2 separate regions of the Homo sapiens genome follow, and region 2 is linked to region 1. Evidence: read pairs that join two places in POLR2A ChIA-PET (ENCODE). Cell type or tissue: GM12878. All regions are shown on one strand. Each heading gives the region's core, and the rest is flanking DNA. Links, peaks and the distances in the headings are about the cores only. Region 1 has its middle 35 kb from the start of RGS2-AS1. Region 2 overlaps CDC73 (cell division cycle 73).

The links. Peaks named below come from ENCODE experiments on the same cell type or tissue, not always from the same donor. Only the 100,000 strongest peaks of a DNase experiment are listed, where the experiment ranks them.
Region 2: POLR2A ChIA-PET joins it to region 1 with 5 read pairs; 2 of 35 experiments call an interaction of 5 or more read pairs at or near these places.

The regions. Positions count from the first base shown.
Region 1 is chr1:192,979,239-192,987,580 of GRCh38, forward strand. No RefSeq gene overlaps it. Among named protein-coding and RNA genes, the nearest start is that of RGS2-AS1, 35 kb to the left of the region's middle. In GM12878, for the core only: no CTCF peak of the experiment used is centred there; a DNase peak (open chromatin) is centred at 4,373.
Region 2 is chr1:193,144,340-193,152,681 of GRCh38, forward strand. CDC73 (cell division cycle 73) reads left to right here. Exons shown (of 17, transcript NM_024529.5): 8 at 3,528-3,626; 9 at 5,965-6,043; 10 at 8,041-8,105. Among named protein-coding and RNA genes, the nearest start is that of MIR1278, 12 kb to the left of the region's middle. In GM12878, for the core only: no CTCF peak of the experiment used is centred there; no DNase peak of the experiment used is centred there.

The DNA of each region.
Region 1 (8,342 bases), core at 103-8,102:
GTAGAAAAGGGAGATTGAAAAGACTCATCAACGCTTTGGGGTTGGGACTGAGGGACAGGTGGGAGGGAAAGGAGGAGGATTTGGGACGAGTCTCATTGGGAACAGAGACTAGGGCATGACCGATGTGTCAAAGAATGCCTGGACATCAGGCACCTCAGACCATCTGCCCATTTTATGACAAGAATTATCTAGATCTTGTAGGATGGAGAAATTGAAAGTGCCGTTTTCTGGCTATTTGGAACAATTGTCGAGTTTGTATTGGGGTCAAGCGGCATTGCAGAAGAAAACAAGGCATTTAGGTTTTAGATCAGGTGTAAGATGACACAGGCTAAGGGAGAAGAAGGAGGAACGGAGGGTGGAAGGTTGCCCATAGTGAAGGAAGCAAGCCCAGAGAAAAGAGAGGGCAGCGACACGGAGAAGCGGGTGGTGAGCAGCCCTGGGCTGCAATGTGGGTGAGCTGCCAAAGTAAGCGTCCCGGCAATTGATTTGCCACCAAGGGAATGTGGGTGAATGACTAAGGCAGGCATCCCTGCAGTGATCAGACACCAATGGAGTGTGGGTGAATAATCAGGCGGGCGTCCCCGCATGATTAAACACCAAGGGAAGACTGTCTTCCTGAGTCCGTGACCGGCGCGGAGTTTTGGGTCCATGGATAAAATGTGTCTCCTTATCTCTATTAGAGAGGAAAAAGAACTGAAATTGGAAGGACAGGGAGATTGAAGGGTAGTGAGAGAGGGAGATTCAAGGATAGCGAGAGAGGCTGGAGAAGAGAGTGAAAAGAGGCCGCTTACCCAATTTAAAATTGGTGAGATGTTCCTTGGGCTGGTTGGTCTGAGGACCAGAGATCATAGGTGGATCTTTCTCACGGAGTAAAGGGCAGAAGGACAAGGGATTGATCTCCCAAGGGAGGTCCCCCGATCCGAGTCACAGCACCAAATGTCAGGCACGTCCATGTGAAGAGACCACCAAACAGGCTTTGTGTGAGCAATAAAGCTTTTTAATCACCTGGGTGCAGGCAGGCTGAGTCCGAAAAGACTCAGCAAAGGGAGATAGGGGTGGGGCCGTTTTATAGGATTTGGGTAGGTAGTGGAAAATTACAGTCAAAGGGGATTGTTCTCTGGCAGGCAGGGGCGGGGGTCACAAGGTGCTCAGTGCGGGAGCTTCTGAGCCAGGAGAAGGAATTTCACAAGGTAATGTCATCTGCTAAGGCAGGAACCTGCCATTTTCACTTCTTTTGTGATTCTTCAGTTGCTTCAGGCCATCTGTATGTATACATGCAGGCTTGGGCTCAGAGGCCTGACAGATATGTTGTGTTTACTTTTGTTGCCAACCAACACCACAGCTGCAGAACTATTCAAGTCTTTATATGATTACATATCAGGAAAACTGAATTGGGCGTTTTGTGTTGGTATATGCACAGACAGAGTGGCTGCCATGACTGGATGGCTTTCTGGTTTCACTACCCGGATCAAAGAGGTTGCTTCTAAATGTTAGTCTATACACTGCATCTTCCTATAGAAAAATTCTGGCTAGCTAAAAAATGTCACCTGACCTTAACCATGCTTTGCAGGATGTGATTAAAATTATCAACCACATTAAAGTACATGTCCTTAACTCACATCTTTTCACACAGCTCTGTGAGGAGATGGATGCAGAGCACAAGCATCTTTTCTTATACCCAGAAGTGAGATGGCTTTCTAAAGGTAGATCACTGAACAGAGTTTCTCAGTTAGGAGAGCCACTCCAGAGATTTCTTTTAGAAAAATGATCTCCATTGGCAGCACATTTCAGTGACCCAGAATGAATCACAAAACTTGCTTACTTGTGTGACACATTCAACCTGCTCAATGAACTCAATCTGCCAGTTCATGGGAGAACAACCACTGTGTTCAAGTCAGCAGATAAAGGGGCTGCATTCAAAGCCAAATTGGAATTATGGGGGCAACGAGTGAACATTGGGATTTTTGACATATTTCAAACATTAGCAGAGATTTTGAAAGAGACTGAGCCAGGGCCTTCTTTCTCCCACCTGGTTCGTGATCTCCTATCTCAGCTTTCAAAAGAGTTTGAGCATTACTTCCTAACCACAAAAGACCCCCGAAATGGAAAGGAATGGATCTGCAATCCATTTGTGAATAAGCCAGGTGAATCGACTTTGTCTGTGCTAGAAGAGGATCAACTGCTTGAGATCGCAAATGACTGTGGCCTTAGAAGTGTGTTTGAGACATTAAATCTCCATATGTTCTGGATTAAAGTCAAGATGGAATATCCTGGGATTGTCACAAAACCACTGAAAAGCCTACTTCCATTTCCAACCTCCTATCTTTGTGAAGCAGGGTTTTTTGAGTGACAGCAACCAAAATAAGATTCCAGAGTAGACGGTACATAGCAACATACTTTGGGTGTTACTGTCTCCCAACAGTGTCCCATCTGTCACCCCCAGATGGGACCATCTAGTTGCAGGACTATAAGCTCAAGGCTCCCACTGATTCTACTTTATGGTGAGTTGTATAATTATTTCATTATACATTACAATGTAATAATCATAAAAATAAAGTTCACAATAAATATAATGCCCTTGAATCATCCCTAAACCATCCCCCTACCCCATTCATGGAAAAGTTGTCTTCAGTGAAACTGATCCCTGGTGCCAAAAAGGTTGGAGACTGCTGACTTAGAACTTTCTCAAGTCCTTTAACCACCATCAAATTATTCACTTGTTGCTAGCAGGGCATAAGATTTTTTTACAGTTCCTTTTATTTGTTTGATCCAAGCACTGTAGTTTTCATCACCTCACTTTTTATAAAGGGTGAGGTGCTAGAATCCTATAGTATCTTAGAAGGTACAGGAGATACTGGATGGGAGATGCTATAATCTACATTCGTGATTAATGGTATCATTAGCACCAGTCTGCAAATGGAGACCAGACCGAGTCTTTAACGTTAGAGTTAACAGCCCGTAAACTGGGTACTCACTCAATGAATAACTGCAATAAAACATAAAGGGTAGAAAGAAGAAGATAAGCATTGATTATAATTTTAAGACATAAAGAGGCAGACATCTAATCAAATATAGATTACAAACAGCTGCACCAAGGAAAAGATCAAATTTCGGGGAAAGGAGGAACATGATCCTCTCTGGACTGAAAGATGGGAATAGGCTCAGATGTGTCAATGTGGGAGCTCGCAACGGGTCACCAGGTCACCCTAGCTCTGGGTTAACGGGAATCAGGGCCTGATCTTTAGATCCTGGAGCGATGAAACCTTTATGGCCCCCCCCCACCCCCACCCACCTTCAAAAACACCATATCGTATACGATGTGTAAAAAAAAAAATCCCATGATAATCCAATTTTCCATATAAATATTGTTTTTAATATTTTTCTCATTTTATGATGCTTGTTTTGACATAACTTAGCTTGCCTAATAGACACCTCTTCTATAAGGAGGACTTGGTCATATGCCCACAGTCAGGAAGCACTGTTAGACCCTCTGATTCTGAGGAAATTGAATACCATATATTCTCATCGACAGTGGGAATCTAATTAGAAATCGAAGATGAATTTAAGATTTGAGCTACAATTTCTGTGGCACTCACTCCCAAGGCTACTGGACCTTTTTGTTCACTTTTCAAATTGAAAATGGAAGCACGAGATGGTCTTGGGGATCTCTTCCTGAAGTTTTACACGGTCATGAATCTAAGAGCACATTTACAAAGGGCCATGGAAGGAGAAAGAAACGGGGTTCTAAATATGCTTCCCCTTCCCCTTCCCCTCAAAATAGCATTTTGGCCATAAGCTCACAGTTCTTCTCACCCTAGGGCACTCTCTGCCCCTTCACTCTTTCAGAGTTCTTACCCCAGGGCATAGGCATCCACACCCCAAGTTTATTGCAAATGAGAGTTTTAGTCATCTAGACACTTCTTCTAGATCAAGTCTGTGGGGCAGAAAATGAGAAAAGTCCCATATTGGAAGTCTGAATTCATATCCCCATAGAATCATTGTTATGCCGCTGGGTTGAGTTTTCTATTATTTCATTGTGTTAAGGATTAAATAAGCATTTGGGAACATAATTTCTATTTAGAAGATTAATTCCAAAGGAAGCTGTATTCTGAGTTCCAAACAGTGAAGCTAAGTCACAAAGAAAATTAACAAGTTCACTTTCAGTGAATATATATAGCACAGTTTTAAATTTGAATAATATATAGGAGAGGAGGGAACCTTAAAGTTTTAATATGGCCCTGCCAGGGTTAGGGTGGCAGCAATGGAAATGCAAAGAAGGTGATGATGAGTCATCGCAGAGGTAAACGAACTCCGCAAGACAGCCACAGAGTGTAGGAGGAGAAAGCAGAGGACGACTCAAAGATGACTACAACATTTAGTGTTTGGTGAGTATTACCAGAAAGGGAACAGGTAAGTCAGGAGGAAAGGCGTGAGCATATTTTGGGCCACAGTAGCTTTAAAAATATCTAGTTTAAAGTTATCTACTGAACTTTAAAAAGTTCAGTAGGTGGTCGGGCAGGAAACTGGGAGAGAAACCAGACCTTCAGAGTCATCTATATAGATGTGTGAGTTAAACCTGTATGAGAATGGAAGTGGCTAATAAAGAAAATAGAACATCACTAGAAAGGAAGCAATGTTATGCTCCTTAAATGTCATATAATTTTTTCTTATTTTCATCCTCACAGGATTAAAGCCTTGCTACTTCTCATTATGTGTATGGGAGAGGACTGAATATAGATAATTCAGTGAGGATGTGTGAATGGGAGGCAGAAAAGACAGCACAAGTGTAGAAAAACATTTCTTTTATCATTTTCCCAGTGGCTTGTATGAGAACCTGGATTCTTCCTGAATACAATTATGGGCAGTCTGTTTCCAGGTTCTATGGAAAATAGGTTAACATGTTTCTGAAGATGTCTCACTCCTGTGTGTGGGCAGAATGTGAGAGGATAACAGAGTGGTCCCAAGGACACTGTGGGAAGAACAGGTAGGCTGAAAGCCGTGATTCAGAAGACAACTAAGTCATCACTCAACTATGGCAGGAAGATGTCACCAAAAAGCCACAGATGAAGACATAAGTGAACCAGAGTCACCTTCAGTTGGGGTAAAACACAGGGTGGAGGAAAAAAATGGGGAAAATACATGGGGGTGTTACAATAGCCATGTTACCTGTTTCACAATTTTGTTGTGTCATTTTATGTGAAAACATTTTAGAAAGAAGTTTGAGGAGACTGGTTTAGGAGCTGTTAATCTGATGACCACATGAAGCCTGTCCTAATATCTTTTTAAATGTCTATAAGATGCAGAATAAGTGAAATATTCTATGAGAATAAAAGTAAGTTGATGTCAGAATCTTAGAGGGTTTGATTCCAATTATAAGTCTAATGAAGCTGAGCTGAGTGAAAATATTCTATCCTTATCTCCCAGTACACCCTGGCCACTTCCTGAAAAGGAGATGAACTGAATAAAAAAAAATGAGAAGTATTCATATTTTTATGTCCTTTGTCTATGATTCTGCTACCCAGGTTCAGTACCAACAGAAAGGCTAAAGTGCTTCTCTACCATTTGGAAATGAATCTGGATCCAATGAGCCCAAGCACTAATCTTCCCATTTGCCTCCCTCTACTCCCTCCCCACACCCATCAACCAATTGTGTTTATTTTCCCCATCTTTCTACAATCAGGCAATCCAGAAAATTAACCCAGAAATTAAGTTGACAGAAAACAGTGGGGAATAAGTAGTGGCAGCATGCTTTCGGAGAAGCGAAGCTCCATGAAACTAATGTCATTGTGAATATAAAAGAAATACCCTAGTTGAATGAGATCATGGAAATTACACTCTTTCCATCACATTATATCTCAAAATACCAAAGAAGCAGATAATACAAGTAGAAGAATACCAAAACAATGGTTGAAAAAAAATTACACCAAGATTTATTCAAATCTCTCCTCCAACCCCAACCTCCACTGAAATGGTTCGTTCTGAGGCTAACTTATATGTTAGGAAATTCATTTTTATAGGTATAAATCTAACTTTTTCTCCCCTCCAAATGAATAACAAACCACCATTTGTTGACTAATCCAATTTCCTATTAAATGGGATGCTTCCTTTATCATTTACTTTATTTCATATATATGTTGGTCAGGTTCTGAATTCTTCACTCTGTTTTCTGTTTTTCTTTCATTCAAACATTAATTGAGTTCCTAGTATGTGCCTCGTGCTGTTTCAGGTGCTTAGATACATCAGTGAACAAAAAGATCCCTGTCCTCATTCAAGCTTATATGATAGCAGGGGAAGACAAATAATACACAATAAGCATAATAGCTAAGTAATTTACCTGATATGTTAGAAAGTGATCATTGTTATGAAAGAAAAAGAAAAAAGATAATAAGAGCAAAGGAGGTTCTGGGAGCTGGGGAAATTACCATCTGAAATTGAGTGGTAAGCCTAGGCCTTATTAGCAAAGACTTGAAGGAGGTGAGAGAATTAACAAAGAAAATACCTGGAAAAATAGTATTCAGGAAGCAAACATATCAAGAGCAAATTTCTTAATTCTGAGTTATGCATAGTGAGTTTAAGGTATAGCAAGGAGTCCAGAGTAGTTGGAGTGAGAGGGTAAAGAAAAAGAACGATAATGATAGATAAAGCAGATTACGTGGGGTATTGTAGGCCATTGAGAGGATTTTGGCTTTATTCTGGTGAAATGGGTAATTGCTACAGTGTTTTAAGCTGTAGGAATATATAATCAGACTTACTTTTTCAATGTATCACTGTGGCTAATTATCTGAAAATAATTTTGTATGAGTACCAGGAGAGAAGTAGGGAGACCTATTAGAAAAAAATTGAAGTAATCAGGAAAGAGATGATGGTGGTACCTACCAATCAGCAATGTAGGCAGAGAGAAGTAATTCAGATCCCACGTATATTTTGAAAGTAAGGCTACCAGACTGTCTTAATGGATTGGATGTGGGGTATGAATAAGAAACTGTCTGAAATGACTCAAGGTTTCTTGGCTTGAGCAACTGGGATGAGCTGATAACCTGTAATTGCTCAGCTGCAATGGAAAAGGCTGCTGATACAGCAGGTCTTTGCGTGCGTGCGTGCGTGCGTGTGTGTGTGTGTGTGTGTGTGTATGAGAGAGAGAGAAAGCAGGGGTTTGTTGTTTAGGACATGTTGAGTTTGAGATGTCTATAAGACATTCAATTGGAATAATTCGTTGACAGTTGAATATATGAGTTGGAGTTGGAGAAAGGAATCTGAGCCAGAGATATAAATGTGGGGTTCACTGGCAAATAAATATTTAAAGCCATGGATAAACATAAGATCACCACAGTAGACAATGTAGATACAGCTGGGAAGAGGAAAAGGGCTCAACTGTGGAGCATTCCTACACTAAAAGCATGAGAAAAGGAAAACCCTGCAAAGGAGTGAGTGGCTAGTGGAGCAACAGAAAATTCTGGAAGCCATGTGAAGAAAACTTACCAAAGCAGTAGTGAGAGATGACAGCGTGCTGGCAGTCCTCACAGCCCTCACTCGCTCTCTGCGCCTCCTCTGCCTGGGCTCCCACTTTGGCGGCACTTGAGGAGCCCTTCAGCCCACCGCTGCACTGTGGCAGCCCCTTTCTGGGCTGGCCAAGGCCGGAGCCGGCTCCCTCAGCTTGCAGGGAGGTGTGGAGGGAGAGGCGCCAGCGGGAACCGGGGCTGTGTGTGGCGCTTGCGGCCAGCTGGAGTTCCGGGTGGGCGTGGGCTTGGCGGGCTCCGCACTCGGAGCAGCCGGCCGGCCCTGCCGGCCCCGGGCAATGAGGGACTTAGCACCCGGGCCAGCGGCTGTGGAGGGTGTACTGGGTCCCCCAGCAGTGCCAGCCCACTGGTGCTGCGCTCCATTTCTCACCGGGCCTTAGCTGCCTTCCCGCGGGGCCGGCCTCGGGACTGCAGCCCGCCATGCCTGAGCCTTCCCCCGCCTCCGTGGGCTCCTGTGCAGCCCAAGCCTCCCCGACAAGCGCCGCCCCTGCTCCACGGCACCCAGTCCCATCGACCACCCAAGGGCTGAGGAGTGCCAGCGCATGGCATGGGACTGTCAGGCAGCTCCACCCGCAGCCCTGGTGTGGGATCCACTGGGTGAAGCCAGCTGGGCTCCTGAGTCTGGTGGGAACGTGGAGAACATTTATGTCTAGCGCAGGGATTGTAAATACACCAATGGGCACGCTGTATCTAGCTCAAGGTTTGTAAACACACCAATCAGCACCCTGTGTCTAGCTCAGGGTTTGTGAGTGCACCCATTGGACACTCTGTATCTAGCTGCTCTGGTGGGGCCTTGGAGAACCTGTGTGTCCATACTCTGTATCT
Region 2 (8,342 bases), core at 251-8,250, 170 kb after region 1:
GAAGATGTTAATCACCTGTAATTCTGCTGCATAGTAGATTGATGATAATATTGATTAATTCTTCTTTATTTTTAAAGTAGTGAGATTTGCTTTTCATATATTTTCAACTATTTTTTATAATAAGACTAAGATTTTATGTGCATTTTTCATTGTATTGACCTTTGCAGTGATGGTACACAATCAATGGTTGGTAAAACTGCTGGTCATGGTGTGAATCAAGGCAATGGCACTTAGCCATTGTGTTCTTTACTCACGAATGTCCTTGATGACGTTTTTAAAATTTATGAATTTTGTTAAATCTTGACCCTCAAGTGTGTCTTTTTATTATTTTGTGTGACGAAATTGGAATGTAGAAGCACTTCTGCAAACATGATGGTTATTCTCATCAAGAGACTTGTGCCGTTGTGTGAAGTATGAACTGAATCAACATTTTTTTATTTAAGTAACTGTTATTCAGACTTGGTTATTTGGCAGACTTTTTTTTTTTTTTTTTAAATGAAGGAAATAAATTTGTTCCTTGAAGGAAAGCAACTGATAGTATTTGTTGCCAATGATAAAATGACAGCTTTCGTGAGAAAATTAGAATTTTGGGAAGTTTCTTTATGCTGCTGTCACCATAACACTTTTCTAATTCTTTTTCCACCCATAAGTAAAGAAACAAGCAATTTTCTAATTCTTAAAGTCTTCTAGTGAGTCTTTTACAAATAATATTAACAAGTATAATTTGTTGATACTGTATAATTAACCATGTTAATATTTGGAAAATGTGCATAATTCAGTGATTGATATTTTCCAGATGACCAGTGAATGCTGTCACAAATCATGCATGGGTAGAAAGTTCATTTAAAGTGCAAGGAGACTGATGGATTTTAAAGTACCTATGCAAAAAGTTTATGGATGTGGTTTCCATGTTGCATTAACCTTTAAGAACCATTTATTGCATTTTGGTATGATATCAAAGAAGACTATCCACAGTTACCTGAAAAACCTTTTCCAGCTGTTTGTGTGAGGATAGATTCTCTCGGTATTCTTTGACCAAATAAGATAGCACATTTATGACCAAATAAGAAAGCACAATAAATGTCGAATGTAGAAGCTGATCTGAGAATACAGCTGTCTTCTATTAAGCCAGAGATTAAGGAAATTTGCAAAAATTTAAAACCTGCCACTCTTTCTTGTCATTACTTTTATGCATTTTGAAAAGTGATTTTTCATGAAATATGCTATTATGTTTACATGGAATCTTGTTTTCTTATTTTTAAAAGAATTTAAATTTTTTTCAATTTTAATCTTTAATTCAATAGATACTGTAGTTCACACAAACTTAAAGCTCTTTGGGGTGCTCAGTAATTTGTAAGAGTGCAAAGGGGTCCTGAGACTTATATTTGCTGCTCCAGAGAATTATAGGAACTAGTTAGCACTGCAACTGGTATAGTGATAATAGTTATGTTTCAAGCAGCCTCTCATTTTATATACATATTTATTTGTATAGTATTTATTTAACATCTACAAACTAGGCAAGTGCTAAACACTGACCAGAGGTGCATTGGTCCTAGCTCTCACAGAAGTTATACTCTTCAGCAGAAGTCAATATTAAATAAGCGGTAATTATTACGTACATTATAGGGCAGACACCCAGCAAGGGCAGTTAACTTAGTTGAGAGTAAAGAGGAGTGATACCTAAAGAACAAAAACTAGTGAGGGAGGTGAGAGGGGTAAGGTGGGAAGAGTGGTCCCAGCCAAGGAAACAGAATGCCTTGTTTAAAGAAGAGAAATTATGTTGTATTTGAGGTTCATGAGGGCAGCGACCATGTCTTTTTTGATCATCATTGTACCCAAGTGCCAAGCAAGGTGTTTGGCTTAGAGTAGATTCTTACTACATATTCCTTCAAATGTTAAGTGATTGATAGGCAGCATAAGAAGAGCCCCAAAGGAACTGTCAGACATTAGGGGTAAAACCAAGAGAGAGTAGCATCTCAGAGGCCAAGTATCTTTGTCTGTTTTGTGCTGCTGTGGATATCACAGACTGGGTAATTTATGAAGACAAGAAATTTATTTCTCATATTTCTGTAGGCTGGGAAATCCAAGAGCATAGCAGTGGCATCTGGTGAGGGTCATTTCATGGCAGAAGGCAGAAGCAAGCAAGCAAGCAAGCAAGCAAGCAAGCAAGCAAGCAAGCAAATGAGACACAGAGAGAAATGGGGCCAAACTTACTCTTTCGGGAATCCGAGCCCACTTTTGCAATAACAACATTAATCCATTCGTAAGGGTGGAGCCCTATGACCTACCTAATCACCTCCTAAAGGCTCCACCTCCTAATACTATTAGAATGGAATAAAATTTCAACATGGGTTTTAGAGGAGACATTCAATCCATAGCATGAAGGAAGAATATTTCATGAAGGAAAGAGTCGTCAGATTAGTTAGCTGTGTTGACTTTTGATCAGCATGTAATTGCATTGTGAGTTGAAGAGCATTTGTACTTGTACTTTCCAACTTACACATCTTTGAAAAGTGTACATTGACTTCTGATAGTATCTCAAAACTCATATGTAGCAATCTGAAATTAGCACTGGAGTTTAACAGGAGGATGTAGTAGTTGATTATTTTTTTTTCTGAACTAGAAGCCTCTTTTGACAAATGTATTTATATTTTATTTAGATTTTTTTTTTTAGACGGATTCTTGCTCTGTCTCCCAGGGTGGAGTGCAGTGGCGCTATCACGGCTCACTGCAAGCTCCACCTGCTGGATTCACGCCATTCTCCTGCCTCAGCCTCCCAAGTAGCTGACACTATAGGTGTCCACCACCACGCCCAGCTAATTTTTTGTAGTTTTGGTAGAGACGGGATTTCACCGTATTAGCCAGAATGGCCTCAATCTCCTGACCTCATGATCCACCTGCCTCTGCCTCCCAAAGTGCTGGGATTACAGTCACGAGCCACCGTGCCCGGCCTTATTTAGATTTTAACTTGCTTTCTGGTTATATATTTGAACAGATGCAGAATATGAATACATTTGTAGCAGTTTTTTTTTTCTTTTTTTTTTTTGAGATGGAGTCTCGTTCTATTGCCCAGGCTGGAGTGCAGTGGCATGATCTTGGCTCACTGCAAACTCCGCCTCCCGTGTTCACACCATATTCCTGCCTCAGCCTCCCGAGTAGCTGGGACTACAGGCACCTGCCACCACGCCCAGCCAATTTTTTGTATTTTTAGTAGAGACGGGGTTTCACCTGTGTTAGCCAGGGTGGTCTCCATCTCCTGACCTCGTGATCTGCCTGCCTTGGCCTCCCGAATGTAGCAGTTTAAGTAAAATGAAAATGATGAAATGAATACCATGGGATTTACAATAATCAGTCTCTGGATCAATATCTTAGTAGTGGTTGGTTTTTACATATGTGTATAATAATGATACCTTATGACATATGTAGTAGGGAAGAATCGATAGTAAGATAACTTAGTCTTAAATTATCAACTAAATTTACTATTGTATATTTAAAGTGGGCTTAATTAAAATCCATTTATATTTTAGAATTTTTCCAAGAACATTTTTGCAATTCTTCAATCTGTAAAAGCCAGAGAAGAAGGGCGTGCACCTGAACAGCGACCTGCCCCAAATGCAGCACCTGTGGTAAGAATGCTTTACTGCTTTACAGTAGATTTAATGAAGTTGCCACTTATATTGCAGTGTAGTAACGTTGAAGACATCTTCACATTTTAAAATCAGTGGATTCTAAACCTTTTGCTCCTTTAGCATATCTGAAAGATGTGAAAGCCCTCCCCAACATTAAAAGTTACTTACTTCAGCAGTAATTCTTAACTGGAGCAGTAATTCTTAATATACCTGGGTCAGAGTCTGAAAAAGGTTAATTAGGGAAAGCCCTCTATTTATTTTAGGTAAACTGTGGCTGGCCTACTCATTGTTGCTTGGGACAATTGCTAACCATTGTTAATAACATAAATCCCTGTTAACTCCCAGTTTGGGGTTCTTTTTGGCATTGTATCTATTACATCTTGGTGAATGTATTTCTCTTGATCACCAGCCATGCTGTCCTTTAATTGTACCTCCATTTCAGCTGCTCTGAGAGTTGACTGCCTTCTCTTTGAAGTGCCACTTAAGACCCTCCCAAAGTAAATTTCACGTATGACATATAGCCTATATTTAAATTCAAACATCCTCTAATTTTGTTGAAAATCCTTCCAGCTATTTTCATATGATTCAACAAAGGAATAAAACATACAAATGAAATTGTTTCTATTTTCTGCAATAGAAAATAGAAGATTCTATAAATAGAAAATTTATAATTTTTTTTTTTTTTTTTTTTTTTTTTGAGACAGTCTCACTCTGTTGCCCAGGCTGGAGTCAGTGGCACGATCTTGGCTCACTGCAACCTCCGCCTCCTGGGTTCAAGCGATTCTTCTGCCTCAGCCTCCCAAGTAGCCAGGATTACAGGCGCATGCCACCCCACCCAGCTAATTTTTGTATTTTTAGTAGAGATGGGGTTTCGTCCTGTTCAAGACCAGGCCGGTCTTGAACTTCTGACCTCAGGTGATCTGCCCACCTCGGCCTTCCAGAAAACCTTCTATATTTTTAAAACTCTGTTTCAAGTTTTAAAAGGCACATTGAAATGTATTAGAGTACTAATACAGCCTTTGCAACTACTTTGTAGTAGTTTTATTTGCTCATGAAATTGTTGGAATTTAACTTTTAAAGATGGTAGGCTTTTGTTGATAATTAGATAAATACTTTTAGTTGACTCTCCATCAAGTACTTAAGTGCCTTCTATTAGGAAGTCTGCTAATGATCTTGAGATACAATAGTGAGAAAGATTATAGTCCCTACTTTCTTTGAGCTTATAGTCTAATACAGCAGTCCCCAACCTTTTTGGCACCAGGGACCAGTTTCGTAGAAGACAGTTTTTTCATGGACCAGGGGGAGGTTTTTGGAATGAAACTGTTCCACCTCAGATCCTCAGGGTTTAGTTAGATTCTCAAACGACCATGTAACCTAGATCTCTCAGCAGTTCCCTACTTATTAGATGTTTTTTTTTTTTTAAAGTAGTGGAGTAAGAGCTATGATGGCAAAGCACAAGGTACTTAGAATTATGAATTTGTTGACATTTTGAATAGCTGTTGATAGGAAACATGTCAAACCTTAAAACAGTTTTACCATTTGTGACTGATTATTCTTTCTGTATATTTATATAATCGTTAGAATACTTGAAGGTTTTAATGTTTGGCATTTGACTATAGAAGTATATGCCTAGTGTGAAGTAAGCATATACTTATCATTCTTGATAGGTATTGATAAGTATATTTTATTTGGCATAATATTTGATATAGAATCCTATCATAATAAAATGAAAAGTATTTCAGTCTTCATGAATTTTCCAAGTAGCTTTGGGAATATTCCTAAATATGTGTTTTTAGTTTGTTAAACATTGTGAGTTTTGATAAAGTATTTGTGATTAAATAATGCATCATTAGACTGACAGCCTTTTCTAATTATTTAAAAAAAATACGTCTTCAGTCTTACTCTGTTTATAATGGATTAATCATCATGGCTTTCATGTTTATTTAAGGATTAATAATTTGGGTTTTTTTGTTTTGTTAAAACAATCATAATTGCAGGGAAGAGTATTATGTCGTAAAGGTACTTTAGCCAGGTATGGTGGCTCATGCCTGTAATCTTAGCACTTTGCGAGACTGAGGTCGATCACCTGAGGCTGGGATTCAAAACCAGCTTGAGCAGCATGGTGAAACTTTGTCTTTATAAAAAAAAAAAAATTAGCTGAGTGTGGTGGTGCATGCCTGTGGTCCCAGCTACTTGGAAGGCTGAGGTGGGAGGATCACTTGGGCCCAGGAGGTCTTGGCTGCAGTGAGCCATGGTCATGCTACTGCACTCCAGCACATTAAATAAGTGACATTTAAAAATATTAACAAGTAACTCATAATTAATTTTTTTACAGGATCCCACTTTGCGCACCAAACAGCCTATCCCAGCTGCCTATAACAGATACGATCAGGAAAGATTCAAAGGAAAAGAAGGCAAGTTGCTTAATTCTTATCTTCCCCTTAGTGTGGTTGTGTTGAACTTGAGAGGCAGTGTGGCCTGATGTTTAAGGGTAAGGGTTGGCAAAGTAATGTCTACAGACCAGATCTTACCCACTGCAATTTTTCTTAAATAACATTTTGTTGGGACACAACCACACTCATTCATTTATGTATTTTATATATGGCTGCTTTGGCTTTGTGACATCAGTATTGAATTGTTTCAGTAGAGACTGTGTAGCCTACAAAGCCTAAAAATATTATCTGGCCCTTTACAGAAAAAAAGTTGGCCAACCCCTGGTTAATAGCATGGATTCTGGATCCAGATAGCTTATGTCGTAGTAACTTTTTGTGTGAATTTTAATGTTACTTTAACTGCATTCTGCCTTAGTTTTCTCCTGTGTATAATTAAAATGTTATTATAGTGCCTGTCTCTTACCATTATTGTGAGTATTGGACTGGTTAATAAATATTGAATTCCCAGAATAGTATCTGATATGTAAGTAAATTATCTATAAATGTTTGCTGTTATTCATACTGCTTTTGTTTTTATATAATTTAAAGTAGAGATTCTATATGTTAAGTCATTTTTCCCAAGTTATAAATGTGTATGTACATTGAGAACTTGGAAACAAATTTTGAGCAATGATGGGAGGACTTACTTTGTGATAGTCTACGTGGTATTCTGGCTAATGCAATAACACCATTTCTGCAGTTGTGAGGTGAGACTAATGTCAGTGTAACTTCCTCTTGGGATCTTCATTCATCATGACTTGATTCATGAAAATATTAGGTAGAAGCAACTGGAAGTTAATGATATTTTTAAGCATAATCTGAAATCTTCATTTAAGTTTTTTTTAAATGATATGTTGCCTTGATGCAATGAATTTTGTGTGCTGACTTCATTCAGTTGTTAAAGGCATGCACTGGATATGTGCCATAGAAAGACTACGTCCATTCTTTCATTATAATATTCAATGTTTTTCTTGAGGAATGAATTATATAAAGCAGAGGTTGATAAATTACAGCCCCCAAACTAAATATCACCCTCCATGGGCCAAATTGGGTTGCCCCCAATTGATCACATATATTGTTTATTCTGCTTTTGCACTAAAATACAGAATTGGGCAGTTGTGACAGATTTTAAGGCTTGCAATGTGTTAAAATATTTGCCTTTACAGAAAGGCATATTGGGATTCTGTCCTGGCACTCCAATCATTATTTACAACATTGCTTTCTATAAAATATGTAATATGGTTGATTGCTGTAGCTCACACCTGTAATCCCAGCACTTTTGGAGGTGGAGGCAGGAGGATTGCTTGAGTTCAGTACTTTGTGACCAGCCTGAGCAACATGGCAAAACCGCATCTCTACTAAAAATACAAAAAAATACCTGGGTGTGGTGGTGCATGCCAGTGGTCCTAGCTACTCGGGAGGCTGAGGTGGGAGGATTGCTTGAACCTGTGGAGGGGGGATGGGAGAAGAGGTTGCAGTGAACTGCAGTGCCACTGTACTCCAGCCTAGGTGACAGAGTGAGACCCTGTCTCAAAAGAAAAAATATATATGTATGTATGTATATAAAAATAAGTATATGCCTTATGACTGAAACTTTGGAACACTACTTTTTATAACTTTGGGTCTTTTCATGGTATTAGATGCTTTTAGTGGTACTATCATTGAGTATTAGTAGTAAGTAATTTGGGGTTATAAAGTATTCAATCTTAATTTTTGAACATAATTGCAGAGATAGTCTTAACCAGCTTCTATACAATAGGCTTGCTGGTCTGTATTTAATATATTAATATTTTTTAACCTAGAGTCCTTTTTAAAGTTTTTATCTTCACAAGTACGTAATTTAATTTTACATAGTAGATTCAAGGCTTTGTATATTATTGAACCATCACATTCAATGTAGATTATTACTTTAGATTTGTTATAGGTCATAAGATACATGATCTATAAAATCTTAACAATAAGCCTCTTTTTTTTCGTAGAAACGGAAGGCTTCAAAATTGACACTATGGGAACCTACCATGGTATGACACTGAAATCTGTAACGGTAAGTTAATTTGGCTGTAGATGTTCTTTTGTTCCAGGGATTTTATGTGAGTAGCACATGTTGAAGTAAATCTTTAGTCTCTCATATTTTTTATTTCAAACATTTTTCTTTATTGATCACTTGTGCTGATTGATCTGTGTGGTGTATTATTTGATTCATGGGTATCCTGTTTCATTTTTCTTTTCCTTCAAATTAAGTTGAATATATGTAAATAAAAGCTGATTTGATTAACTTGCA